3 separate regions of the Homo sapiens genome follow, and all the other regions are linked to region 3. A link is a contact called in ENCODE Hi-C data. All regions are on one chromosome and are shown on one strand. The core of a region is the stretch at or near the end of the contact, and the rest is flanking DNA. Distances in the headings are between cores, read along the strand shown. Region 1 overlaps ZCCHC14 (zinc finger CCHC-type containing 14). Region 2 holds the start of ZCCHC14 (zinc finger CCHC-type containing 14). Region 3 holds the start of FLJ30679 (a long non-coding RNA gene).

What was found. A loop is a pair of places that touch in the nucleus more often than their neighbours do. Pooled maps may share reads with other maps.
Region 1: a pooled map shows a loop between it and region 3 (4-fold over the local background). The contact joins the enhancer-like site here to the promoter of FLJ30679 in region 3. A Hi-C loop is called at or near these places in 5 of 50 pooled maps.
Region 2: a map of CD8-positive, alpha-beta T cell shows a loop between it and region 3 (7-fold over the local background). The contact joins the promoter of ZCCHC14 here to the promoter of FLJ30679 in region 3. A Hi-C loop is called at or near these places in 1 of 168 maps with a recorded cell type or tissue (CD8-positive, alpha-beta T cell), 1 of 37 single-sample maps with no recorded cell type and 8 of 50 pooled maps.

What each region holds. Positions count from the first base shown.
Region 1 is chr16:87,458,151-87,462,383 of GRCh38, reverse strand. ZCCHC14 (zinc finger CCHC-type containing 14) reads left to right here. Exons shown (of 13, transcript NM_015144.3): 2 at 2,253-2,376. Among named protein-coding and RNA genes, the nearest start is that of ZCCHC14, 33 kb to the left of the region's middle. RefSeq lists an enhancer at 4,012-4,233. Within about 2 kb of position 1,250, at least 23 of the 41 ENCODE cell types and tissues checked have a DNase peak (open chromatin) inside an H3K27ac peak, as active enhancers do.
Region 2 is chr16:87,490,700-87,494,968 of GRCh38, reverse strand. It overlaps ZCCHC14 (zinc finger CCHC-type containing 14), which reads left to right and starts at 1,945. Exons shown (of 13, transcript NM_015144.3): 1 at 1,945-3,300. The coding sequence starts at 2,731. ZCCHC14-DT (ZCCHC14 divergent transcript) reads right to left here and starts at 782. Exons shown (of 4, transcript NR_110943.1): 1 at 734-782. RefSeq lists a silencer at 1,827-2,006.
Region 3 is chr16:86,553,622-86,557,730 of GRCh38, reverse strand. It overlaps FLJ30679 (a long non-coding RNA gene), which reads right to left and starts at 2,411. Exons shown (of 1, transcript NR_026674.1): 1 at 432-2,411. It overlaps MTHFSD (methenyltetrahydrofolate synthetase domain containing), which reads left to right and starts at 2,496. Exons shown (of 8, transcript NM_001159377.2): 1 at 2,496-2,562; 2 at 2,980-3,086. The coding sequence starts at 2,547. RefSeq lists enhancers at 2,214-2,503, 2,544-2,593, 3,562-4,109 and a silencer at 2,426-2,639.

The DNA of each region.
Region 1 (4,233 bases), core at 1-2,500, 910 kb before region 3:
TAAAAATCTCCTTGTGTAAGATTTGTATCGTACTTGTATCGGTTCTATTATCTTGTTTAGTGGGAAAGGAGTTCATTTCTGGGTTCTCTAACCATAGAATAATGAAAGAGACTTTGTTAAATCGGAAGGAAATCACCCAATTTAAATTACAAATATAAGAAATTCAAAAAATTTTATTTTCTTGATAACATGTTATTAAGTTATCCAAAGAATTGACTTTCTGGAGGAGTTGCTGCATGGCTAGGACTTTTTTTTTTTTTTTTACTTTTTTAGAAATTTAAATAGAGACAGGGTCTCGCTGTTACCCAGGCCAGTAACAAACTCATAGTTTCAAGCAGTCCTCCTGCCTCAGCCTCCCAAAGTGCTGGGATTATAGCCATGAGCTGCTGCGCCCGGCCTTATTTTCTCGAGTTACATAAACTTCCCAATTATGTAGCCCTGTGACAAGTTGCTTTTCTTGGAAGGCATCTGTTGAGCCGCGTGGGATCTGTTAGTCCCTCTCCCTGCATGAACAGCCCAGGAGGGCTTCTTGCTGGGGGGCAGGGGCATTGACAGAGCTGGGATCAGAGGATCTCGCTATGGACTTGGGTGTGGCCCCTGTGGCTTGCTGTCTGTGGAATACAGCAGGTGCTGGTCCTGCCGGAGTGGCAGCAGTCTCCACCCTTTCCTCCCAACTCCAGCTTCCGCCTCCACTTTCATCCTGTCTGAGGTCGAGGCCACGCCTACCTGGCCAGCCCTCTGCAGAGCGAGTGCTGGGATCTGTGCTTGTGAGTGAACTTAGGGGATGTTTTGGTCAACTGCCACCTACCGTCCAGGTATGAGATGAAAGAACAAGTGGAGGCTGGAGAGGTCAGGCCATTTTCCAGGCTGCTTGTGCCATGTACTTTCCCATACTGTGAATGCAGCATTGCTTATCAGCTCTTTTGATGAACTTTAAAATCTTACGCCTCTCATATCCTCCGAAATTTTGAAATACATTGAGACTGTAAAGAAGTTACAGCATTGGCCATTTTTATTCTTCTAAATCCTATAAGTTATAAATGTGTTTTGGCTGTGAAATTTTAAAATACTGATGGGGAGGGAATGAAGGTTATTGCTACCCCCCTCCTCTCGCCCCTCTGGGCCCCTTCCGGCTTATTCCACATTCACACCATCACTGAACCCAGGAAGCAGGAGGGGTGGGACGAGCCTGGCTAGCCCGTGGCTTGTTTCTGCGCTTGTTGTGTGTTGGGAGCACTGGTGGTCAGGAGGGCCTCCCCCACCCACAGCTTGGGGGCGGCCGTCACCTGCAGGTACACTGTCTGTGCTTAGCAGGTCTCTGTCGATGGGGACTGAGGGTGTGCCCCGCTTTCCCTGTCACAGACACTCCTGCAGTGGGCACACCCCATCAGGTCATTTTCTCACGTGTGAGTACTTGGTATGGTGAATTCCTAGAAATGGAATTGGGATGTAATTTTAGGATATGCTTTTTCAAACTGTACCCCAAATAGACCGAGTTGTATTCTGTTCTTTGCTGTTGTTTTTAAAGCATTTTATGATTTAAGATTTATAGAAGGAGAATGTTAAGTCCTGCTGTGTAATTCGTTTTATAGGGAGCTATTTGATTTGAAGAAATATGAAAATAAAAGTTTGCCTCAAATAAAAATATATAATTCATGCCACCTTGGCTAACATAGTTCCTTTTTTTTTTCTTGGAGATAGAGCCTTACTCTGTTGCCCAGGCTGGAGTGTAGTGTCACCATCTTGGCTCACTGCAGCCCCTGCCTCCTGGGTTCAAGTGATCCTCCCACGTCAGCCTCCCGAGTAGCTGGGACTATAGGCACTTGCCATCACGCCTGGCTAATTTTTGTATTTTTAATAGAGATGGGGTTTCACCATGTTGGCCAGGCTGGTCTTGAACTCCTGGGCTCAAGAGATCCACCTGCGTCAGCCTCCTAAAGTGCTGGGATAACAGGCGTGAGCCACCGTGCCCGGCCTCTTTGGCTACCATAGTTTCTGTGCACCCGATGAACCCCAGCCACAAGACGTAAGCGCCCGTGTTTGACTCAAGTTATCTGAGCTCTTTTGCACTTTCAGTGGAGAGTAGTAGGTGAAATTTTCATCTTTCTTGGGGAAGGCTTATTATTATAATAATACATGTTTTGTAGAAAAATGGAAACCAAGGTAATTATGAAAGACTTAATTAACAAATAAAATTGTCCCCTATTAACTCCGTGGGAGAAAATAAGATGATTCTGTTTCTGTTCCCTCAGATCACTCCAAGAACTGAGGCCCCTGTCAGCAGTGTCAGTAATAGTTTGGAGAATGCCCTGCACACATCAGCACATTCCACGGAGGAGTCGCTGCCCAAGAGGCCCTTAGGAAAACACAGCAAAGGTGAGTGCACGCACGGGTTTCAGGAGGACGTCTGACGGACGGAGGATGGGCACACCCCAGATCCCCGTGAGGGCATTGTTAAATGCTTTCAGATCTTTCATAAATGCCAATCTTATGTGTATTTTTCTAAATTCTATAAGCAATACATGAATATGCTTTGGCTGTAAAAATCTCAATTATTGATGTTTTTTAAGGAGAAGTCCAGACGTGGTTTCTCACACCTGTAATCCCAGCACTTTGGGAGACTGAGGTGGGCGGATCACCTGAGGTTGGGAGTTTGAGACCAGCCTGACCAACATGAAGAAACCCCATCTCTACTAAAAATACAAAATTAGCTGGGCGTGGTGGCGGGCATCTGTAATCCCAGCTACTCGGGAGGCTGAGGCAGGAGAATCGCTTGAACCCAGGAGGCGGAGGTCGTGGTAAGCCAAGATCACGCCATTGCACTCCAGCCTGGGCAACAAGAGCAAAACTCCGTCTGAAAAAAAAAAAAAAATTAGCCAGGCCTGGTGGTGCACGCTTGTAATCCCAGCTACTTGAGAGGCTGAGGCAGGAGAATTGCTTGAACCCAGGAGGTGGAGGTTGCAGTGAGCCGAGATCGTGCCACTGCCCTCCAGTCTGGGTGACAGAGTGAGATTACATCTCAAAAAAAAAAAAAGGGTGGGAGGAATAAGTTTTACACCCTCCTCCCCACCCCACATGGAAATCATCCTTAACCACTAGAGCGGTGTTGTCCTGAAGCGCTCTCTGTGGTGACGGAGTGTTTTCCACCTGCACTGAGTTGGTTGTCAGCAGCCACACGTGCCTTCCGCGCACTTGAAACATGGCTAATGTGACTGGCTACCTGAGTCTTTATTTTTCTTTAACGTACACGTGGACAGCTCAGCGTGGGTAGTGAGGCGCGGCCTGAGCCCCTGTGGCTCTGCACGCCAGCCTCTGCCGTGTTATGATCAGCTGCAAAGTTGGTAACCATGCCATAGTAGTGGAGGCTTTGGGGAGGGGAGAGTAAGGTGGTTTGTAGGACTAGATGGACCAGATAATGCATACCCGGTAAAATAAATGCTTGTGTGGTTTGCAGAATCGTCAGTAGTGGGGAGACAGAGACCAGGGTGGCGCTTTCCAGTGGGGTCACTGGTCCTGAGCCCCCATGGCATAGAGGTACCGAGGCCGGCTGTGTCCGCATCTGCTGGCCTCTATTCTCCCTGTGTTATTTACAAAGATGTTTGTCTCCTAGCAGGTGCGCCACGTGAGGCCCAGAGCCGCACTCGCTCACCCTGTGCGCTCTCCCCCAACCGCCCCGCACCGTCCCCGTCCCTGGCACGGCGCTTCGTGCCTTCCACAGGCTTCATAACTGCTTTGTTTCTAAAGTCCCGTTCTGACAACGCCATCGAGAGCCACCTGTCTCTGATTTAGATCCTAACTCAGGAAGGACCCATTTCCCCAGCAGCTGCAGCCTCTGTTGATGTAATGAGCACGGTATGGTATGGAGACAGTAACTCCTTACTGCAGCCCTGCGAGGGCTCCTGTCCCCACTTGACCCTCGTAGCAACCCCCTGAGGTCGCAACAGTCTTTGTCTTATCCACTGCTCTTGGGAGGGTCTGTGGCTCTTGGTTGAGCGTCTTCACCGCACCCTCATCCTGGTGATGCCGCGATGCTCCAACCCCAGAGCGGACACTTGGCGTCGGAATTGCAGGGAGTCCCTCCGCTGTAGAAAGGGCTCCTCCTCTTCCTTCCCCCATGCCATCCCAGGAGAAAGGCCTGCCGTGGAGTGCCGCTTCCTTTGTCCCCAGACAGTCCAGCCTAGGAACCTGTGCCCTGCACACCCTGTGAATCTTAAGGGATGGACCCTTCAGTGC
Region 2 (4,269 bases), core at 696-3,195, 940 kb before region 3:
ATCTTTTGTTTTGTTTTGTTTTTGAGACAGAGTCTTACGCTGTCACCCAGGCTGGAGTGCAGTGGCGGGATCCCCATTCACCGCAACCTCCCTTTCCCGGGCTCGGGCAATCCTTCCACTGCAGTCTCCCAAGTACCTGGGACTACAGGCACATGCCACCACATCTGGCTAATTTTTGTAGTTTTTGTAGAGATGGGATTTCGCCATGTTGCCCAGGCTGGTCTCGAACTCCTGGGCTCAAGGGATCTACCCTCGGCCTCCCAAAGTACTGGGATTACAGATGTGAGCCTCTGAGCCCAGCCAAACTGTCTTGATGTTCACGTTCTTTCACTACCTTAGATTATGAATTTTGGAATGTGGCCAGTTCCCTGGAATCACATTAAGAAGTGAGGTCCAGGACAACGACGATTAATTTAATTATTAATAGAAATCAGCCTAGACCTGGGAAATAAGATGAGGAGACCCAACTGTCCCCAGCCTTGCCCTTGTGCCCATGTGGGAGGCCATCCTGACTCCATTTAGATTTTTGCTTCTTCCTACACTGACAAAGAACACTGGGGCAGCTCCAGGGAAATGTGCCCAAGGTGTGGAGGGGGCTGGGGGAGTGGAGAGCAATTTTTTTTGTTCCCAACCATGCCTTTCTGCAATCTCTGTTCATCCTCGAAGACCTAAGACTGGAGAATGTGGGGTTTGTTTGTTTTGGAGCGACTGGGGCGGGGAGGGGGGGTCTCACCATGTTGCCCAGGTTGGTCTTAAACTCTTGGCCTCAAGCGATCCTCCTGCCTCGGTCTACCCAGTAGCTGGAACCACAGGCGTGCCAGATTCGGCTGAAGAGTTTTGTTAGGAAGTTTTCAGCACCTTGGACCATATCCTGAAAAAGTTCATTCATTGATTTAACCAATCTCTAGTGTGCACTGCCCAGAACCAGAGTGTAAGCTCCACAGGGTAGGGAGGGCGCCAGCTTTGCTCTCAGCTGCCCCCGGGCGCTTGGGACCTGGAACCCATGAATGAACAGACCCCGTTCTAGATCAACAGACATTCAAAGCAGCGCTCTAGGGGAAGGGCAGGGGAGGAATGAGCGTCCAGCCCCCGCGGCTCTACTTCTATGCCTGTGTGTAAGTGGTGGGATTTAAAGGTGGTTGGGTGCACCGGCCCTTCCCCCACCTGCAATCCGGTGCCAATGCAAGTGCCAGGGGAGGGTGGCGTTTCTGTTTACTTCCAGCCAGGTCAGCTCCCTTGCCCCCTCCCCTGTGTTTGCATTTTCTGCGTTTGGCGAGCTGGTGAAGTAGCCGCGGAAAGAAGGCGGATTTAAAGGCTCCATTTGGACGAGGCTTTTGGAGAAAGCTTGCACCTCCCATCACACCCCCAGGGCAAGTCAGCCGCCTCAAAAGTGCCGGTGCCGGCCCTCTGTGAGCTCAACACCTTCGCACAAACCTCGGGGGCGGTTATTATTACCCTCTTTTTCCCGGGGAGGCGCCTGGGGCTCAGAGAGGCCAAGTGACTCGCCCAAGGTCACACAGCTTTGCAGTGGCCGACCCGGGATTGGAACCCGGGGCTCCGGACCCCGCGGCGGCCGTTTCTCGAAGATACCCACTACCTCCCTCTTACACCGCTCAAAAATAAAGCAGGAAGGCCGAACGCCCCGTTTTCGCCGAAAAACAATGCTCCACGCAAATTTGCGGGAACAAAAGCAACCAGAAATCCAGCCCGGGTTTTCCGCCTCTCCGATTCCGCGGACCAATCGCGTCTTGACGGCCGCCGAGGGACGGGAGGCGGTGGCCCCAACATGATCGACAGCCCCCAGGGAGGCGTGGCCGCGGAACGGGCGAATGGGATTGGGGACCCGGCACAATCACGGGCCGAGAACGGGCCGCCTGAGCCAATCAGTGGGGGGGGGACGGGCCCGGCAGGCCCGGGCTGTCGCGAGAGGCGGCCACCCCGCCCACTTCTGCTGATCCCGGCCGCCCGTCAGCCGCGAGCGCGACGATCCCTCCGCTCCTCGGCCGGCGCCTCCTCCGCCGTCGCCGTCGCCGTCGCCGTCGCCGTCGCCGCCGCCGCCGCGCTCGGGCCCGGATCCGTCCGCCGCGCGGGAGCAGCAAGGCCGGCAAGTCCCGGCCGGATCCCTCCGCGCCTCCCGCCGCGCGTCCCTCCCCCTCCAGCGTCCGTTTCGCGGCCGCGGCCCCCAGCGCTCCCCAGGCGGCGACGCCGCGCCCGCGGCCCGGGGTAACGGCCGGCCTGGGCGGAGGCGCGGGCGGCGGCGACGGCATGGCCGGGGCGGCTCCGTCGGGGGGCGGCCCGCAGTGACAGACCCTGCGGCGCGGGGGGAGATGGGGGCGGCCGCCTCCCGGGCGACGACGACGACGACGACGAGGAGCAGCCGCCGCCGCCGCCGCGCACCGGCCGCCGCTGGGCACGGGCGCGGGGAAGGCGCCTCCCCGTGAGCGGGGGGCCCGAGGCCGCTCGCCGCCCCCGGCCGCCCCGGCCGCCCCGGGCCCCCCCGGCGCCCCGCGCGCGCCCGCCCGCCGGCCCCTGACGGGAGCCTTGCCCGGCCCCGGTCCCCGCCCCCGCCCCGGCGCCCGCCCGGCCCGCGGCGCCCGCGCGCCCTCGCCCGGACCCGGCCCCGGCCCGCGCGTCCCCGGTCCCGGCGCGCCCCGGCCGCGGCCCCCGGCGCCCCCCGGCCGCCCCCGCGCGGTCCCCGGCCCCGGGTCGCGGCGCGGCGCGGGCGGCAGCATGGTGGAGAAGCGCTGCCCGCTGCAGAGGGACGGCGTGTACCGCTGGTTCTCGGAGCTGCCGTCGCCGCAGCGCGTGGAGTTCCTGTGCGGCCTGCTGGACCTGTGCATCCCGCTCGAGCTTCGCTTCCTCGGCTCGTGCCTGGAGGACCTGGCCCGCAAGGACTACCACTCGCTGCGCGACTCGGAGATCAAGGCCAACAACCCGGCCGACCTGGGCAGCCTCACCAACCTGACGGACGAGGTGGTGCGCAGCAAGCTGCTGGTGTCGCTGGCGCTGCTGGGCTCGGAGCAGCGCGAGGCGGCGGGCGTGCTCTACCGCACGCTCACGCACATCGACTCCATCATCCACAACTACGGGCTGCAGCTTAACGAGGGCCGCACGGGCGATGAGTTCCTGCTGCTGTTCACCATGGCCTCCAACCACCCGGCCTTCAGCTTCCACCAGAAGCAGGTGCTGCGCCAGGAGCTCACGCAGATCCAGAGCAGCCTGAACGGCGGCGGGGGCCACGGCGGCAAGGGCGCGCCCGGGCCGGGCGGCGCGCTGCCCACTTGCCCAGCCTGCCACAAGGTGCGTGCCCGCCCCGAGCTCTGCCCTGTACCCCAAGTCTGCATCCCCAACTCTGCACTCCAAGCCTCCAGCCTGCACCGCGACCCCCCGACCCACGCCTCCAGCCTGCACTGAGAGCTCCCACCCAGGTCTCCAACCTGCACCACGAGCCCCCAGCCCGTATCCCAAGCCCCATCCTAAGCCTCTATGTCGCACCCCAAATGTGTGCCCCACCTCTCCAAGCCTCCACCGTACATCCCAAGCCTCCGCCGTACATCCCAAGCCTCCGCCGTACATCCCAAGCCCCCATCCTAAGCCCGCACTCCTCACCCTAAGTCTGCACTTTAAGCCCCAAGACCGCACCGCGGCCCTGAGCCCACACCCTCAGTCCCCTCTGCGTGCCCCAAAGCCTCCACACCTCCGCCTCGCGCCCCTTGGGCAGGAGCGGCTGCAGGGGCCCTGGGTCCGAGGATCCGCGGGAGCGGTGCGGGAGACGTCCGCGGTCAGAGCTCACAGTCCCAGGTGCCCTCCTTTCACTTAGCCGGCTGCAAACGCGATAAGGCCTTTGTCCCCTTAATGGGGCCCTTGGGTGACAGATAACACACATTGCGGCGCCTTGGTTTCCCCAAATCTGGTATTTATTACCAGAAAAGGAAGGAGCCGTGGCCACGCCAGAAGCCGCCGGTGAGGTGAACATTGCAAGGCGCTGGGGCTTCCCCGTCTGAGCCGCTCCCTCCACACAGGTGGAGGCCCTGCTTGGGGCCTGTGTCGCTGGGGGCCTGGGCGCGGGACATGGCTGTCCGTGTGAGCTCATTTATGGACACGTGCATGCTGTATGATGTACGCGTGTGTCGCATGTGGGCATGTATATGTGCACACGTGTGTATGAATGTGCACATGCTTGTGAACGTTGTGTGTGATCGTTTTTAAGAGCCGGGCTACCTGTAACAGACAGAAAAAGACTCCCAGAGCCTTAAATGCCCGTGAAAC
Region 3 (4,109 bases), core at 1,162-3,661:
GCTGTGAAGTAAAACTTTTCTTTTTTCTTTACTTTGAAACAGTCTCGCTCTGTCGCTCAGGTTGGAGTGCAGTGGCGTAATCTTGGCTCACTGTAACCTCTGCCTCTTGGGTTCAAGTGATTCTCCTGCCTCAGCCTCCTGAGTAGCTGGGATTACAGGCGCGAGCCACCACCCCCAGCTAATTTTTTGTATTTTTAGTAGAGATGGGATTTCACCATGTTGTCCAGGCTGGTCACAAACTCCTGACCTCAATTGATCTGCCCACCTCAGCCTCCCAAAGTGCTGGGATTACAGGTGTGAACCACCACTCTTGGCCAAACCAAAACTTTTCTAAATGATAAAATCTACCAAAACAAAAAAAAATCCTGAAGTGCCCAAATGCAAATTTACACATATGATTGAGTTTTAAGTATTTGAGTTAAGGTTCAATAGCATCTTCTTTTTTTAAAATTTTATTTTAAGTTCCAGGATACATGTGCAGGATGTGCAGGTTTGTTACATAGGTAGTAAATGTGTGCCATGGTGGTTTGCTGCTCCTGTCAACCCATCACCTAGGTATTAAACCCCACATGCATTAGCTATTCATTCTGAAAGCATCTTCCTTTCATAAAAGAGCCAGTTGATTTTTTCTAAGGGGTCTCTTATTACTACTATTTATTATTTTTATTTATTATTATGTTTTTCAAAGAGGAGTTCTGGCTGTGTCGCCCAAGTGGAGTACAGTGGTGCCATTATAGTTCACTGCAGCCTCAAACTCCTGGGCTCAAGTGATCCTCTGCCTCACCCCCTCAAGGAGCTGGGGGTAAATGCTCTGAGGCACTTCTAACTTGAAAACATGGAACTGAAGAGAATGCCCTTCCTAGCACCACCTGCTTTCTAAAATTGCCACTGGCAGATTGTCCCTGGCGTCTCGTTACCATCTGGGGGCCGTGCCAGGCTGACCATCGGAGAGACTTGGGCTCTGTTTTGAGCACAGCTGGGTAACAGAATCCTGCACACACTTCCACTACTGGCACCAAGTCTACTTGCATAAAACACTCTGCAGATCTACTGTGCTTCCATGAAAGGCGGAAAGGACATCCAACCTCTGTGAGAGATTTTATTTTATCACCTCCAAAATGATGTTTGCACTGCTTTTGCCAGCCTGGTGAAAGACAGGCCCGCCCACAAGCAGAACTGAGGCTCCTCGGTGTCTCTATGTATTAATGTTGCGGACACCACATAGGAAGAGAGAGTTGTGATGGGACCCACAGGAGTTGCAATTAAGCACGTTGTCAGGGCTACACGCTCTGCCCTTTCTCTGCTGGGAGACTCAGGCCAAGCTTCTTTAACATGTCTGAGCCTCTGTTGCCTCCTGCGTAGGAGGCGGGTCACATTTGCCTCTGAGGGTTTGCTGTGAAACATAGTTAGCTATGACTTTTAAGGCGCTAAGCTCAATGCCTGGCATATCGTAGCACTGTTAATTACCATTATTAATTATGTCCTAAGGAGGTCAAACGGCACATTATGAGTTACCAGCAGACATGAGTAAGTCGCTTGTACACGGAACACCATTTTCTGTATCTGTTAAGTAGGCGGGCATTCAAACTCTTTTGTCTGTTTCCCAAGTGTGTTGTGAGGATCTCATAAAGTTTTGGGCATGCAATTTCGAAAGGTGGCAGCCACGTTTTGAGTGCTTGTGATGTACCAGGCACGTGGCTACGGGGATGCCTTCATTCGCTCAGGGAGTGGTTCCTAGTGGCTGGTCCCTGACATCTGTGTGTGTGCTGGGTGGGGGTGTGGGATGTCTTCTTCCTAATAAGTGAATGAACTGCCAGGCTGAACGCCCTCGTTTTCTTCCCGCGGGGCTGGGGCCAGAGAGGGAATGGACGTGACGGTCTGTGCAGCCTGGTCTCCTCGAGCCGCTTCTCGACCCTTAGGTTAGCAAACATGAAAGACATAGACAAGCAGACGCAGGCTGCCACGTTCGTTCTTTCTCAGGGTATGCAGAGGTCAGGGTAAGAATCCACGGGTGTTTCTCAAAGGATGGCCTCTGGCCGTCCGCAGCGCAGTCGCCGGGGCTGGGCTGGCCTCGAATTTCCATCTGCCTGCCGCTTTAAAGAGCTGCCGGCTGAATCCGCTGCACACCCACGTGTGAGCACCTGAGAGTCTGCAGGATCTCAGAGGAGGGAACCGCGTCCTACATGAGGAGCAATCAAGGCCGGCTTTCCGGAGGAGGCGGCCTCTAGGACTGGAAGAGGAGGCGGGATGTGTTTCAACCGGCAATGGGTCCCGAGAGACCAGGGACTTGTTCACTTCAGTAACTCCAGGGCTTGGCAAAACGCCTGTCACGGGCGGCGCTCGACAATGACTAGCTGAAAGCAAGAGCGAAGGGCCTGGGAGCATCCCTGACTGTCCCCGGCGCGGATTTTACCCGCCCGAGCATGCGCGCCTGGGCCTCGCCCGCTCAGCCTCCGCCCCTCCTACCATCGCGCAGGCGCGGAGCGGGTGACGTCACTACGCGCCAGAACCTGCGCCGGGAAGCGTCGCACAGCGACTGCATCACCATGGAGCCGAGGGCAGGTGGGGGGCCTGGCGGGGCTCCGGGGCGGCTGGGAATGGGGAGGGACAGCCGGGACCGGTGAGGGTCGAGGCGGGGCCACCGGGGCTGGCAGAGGATGGGGCAGAATCACCGGAAGCGGCCGAGGAGGTCAGAGGGGGTCTGTGCTGGGTTCGGGTCGAACCAGCGGCTCTCTCGCCCGGAATCCCGAGAAAGATGTCAGGAAAAATAAAGATAACGAGAAGACGAGGCGGGAGGGACACCTGCCGTGCACGTGGGGGAGCCCGTGGGCCCCTTGAGGTCGGGGAAACTGAGGCTCAGGAACAGGATCGGAAGCCGGTTTGACCTACACGCGGGGGTCGCTTAACTACTGTTAAGCGGTTTCAGCATGGGCTCTGGAATTCCTTTGTATGTTATTAAGTGGGAATCTTTTGTTGCAGTAGGTGTCTCCAAACAGGACATACGTGAACAAATTTGGGGCTACATGGAATCACAAAATTTAGCTGACTTTCCCCGACCTGTTCATCACAGGATACCCAACTTTAAGGTACTGACATATTTCTGGAGTCCAGAAAAGGAAAACAAAATATTCTTAAATGAATAACACTAGTAATAAAATTCTCTTACTGCGTCATGGTGGATGAGAATGTGGCGAGCAGTGAGCAGTGGTGTGAAATCAAAGCCATTTGGCCAGGGCGTCCTTAGCATTTAGAGACGTCATTTACTCTTCACCTGGGGCCTCTTGCGTCTCTGTGCAGGGTGGTTTGGTTGTCTCTAGGTGAGGTTGTGTCCAGAATTGGTGGGTTCTTGGTCTCACTGACTTCAAGAATGAAGCCTCGCAGTGAGTGTTACAGTTTTTAAAGGCAGCGTGTCTGGAGTTTGTTCCTTCTGATGTTTGGATGTGTTCAGAGTTTCTTCCTTCTGGTGGGTTCACGGTCTTTGCTGGCTTCAGGAGTGAAGCTGCAGACCTTAGCAGAGAGTGTTGCAGCTCACAAAGGCAGGGTGGACTCAAAGAATGAGCAGCAGCAAGATTTATTGCAAAGAACAAACCTTCCACAATGTGGAAGGGGATTGGAGAGGGTTGTTGCTGCTGGTTCAGGCAGCCTGCTTTTAATCTCTTATCTGGCCCCACCCACATCCTGCTGATTGGTCCATTTTACAGAGAGCCGATTGGTCCGTTTTGACAGGATGCTGATTGGTGCGTTTACAATCCCTGAGCTAGACACAAAAGTTCTCCACCTCCCCACTAGATTAGCTACATACAGAGTGCCCATTGGTGCATTCACAAACTCTGAGCTAGACACAGGGTGCTGATTGGTGTGTTTACAATCCCTTAGCTAGACATAAAGATTCTCCAAGTCCCCACCAGCCTCAGGAGCCCAGCTGACTTCACCCAGCAGATCCCGCACTGGGGCTGCAGGTGGAGCTGCCTGCCAGTCCCGTGCAGTGCACCCGCACTCCTCAGCCGTTGGGCAGTGGATGGCACCAGGCACCGTGGAGCAGGAGCGTCGCTCCTCGGGGAGGCTCTAGCTGCACAGGAGCCCGCCGGTGGGGGTGGGGAGGCTCAGGC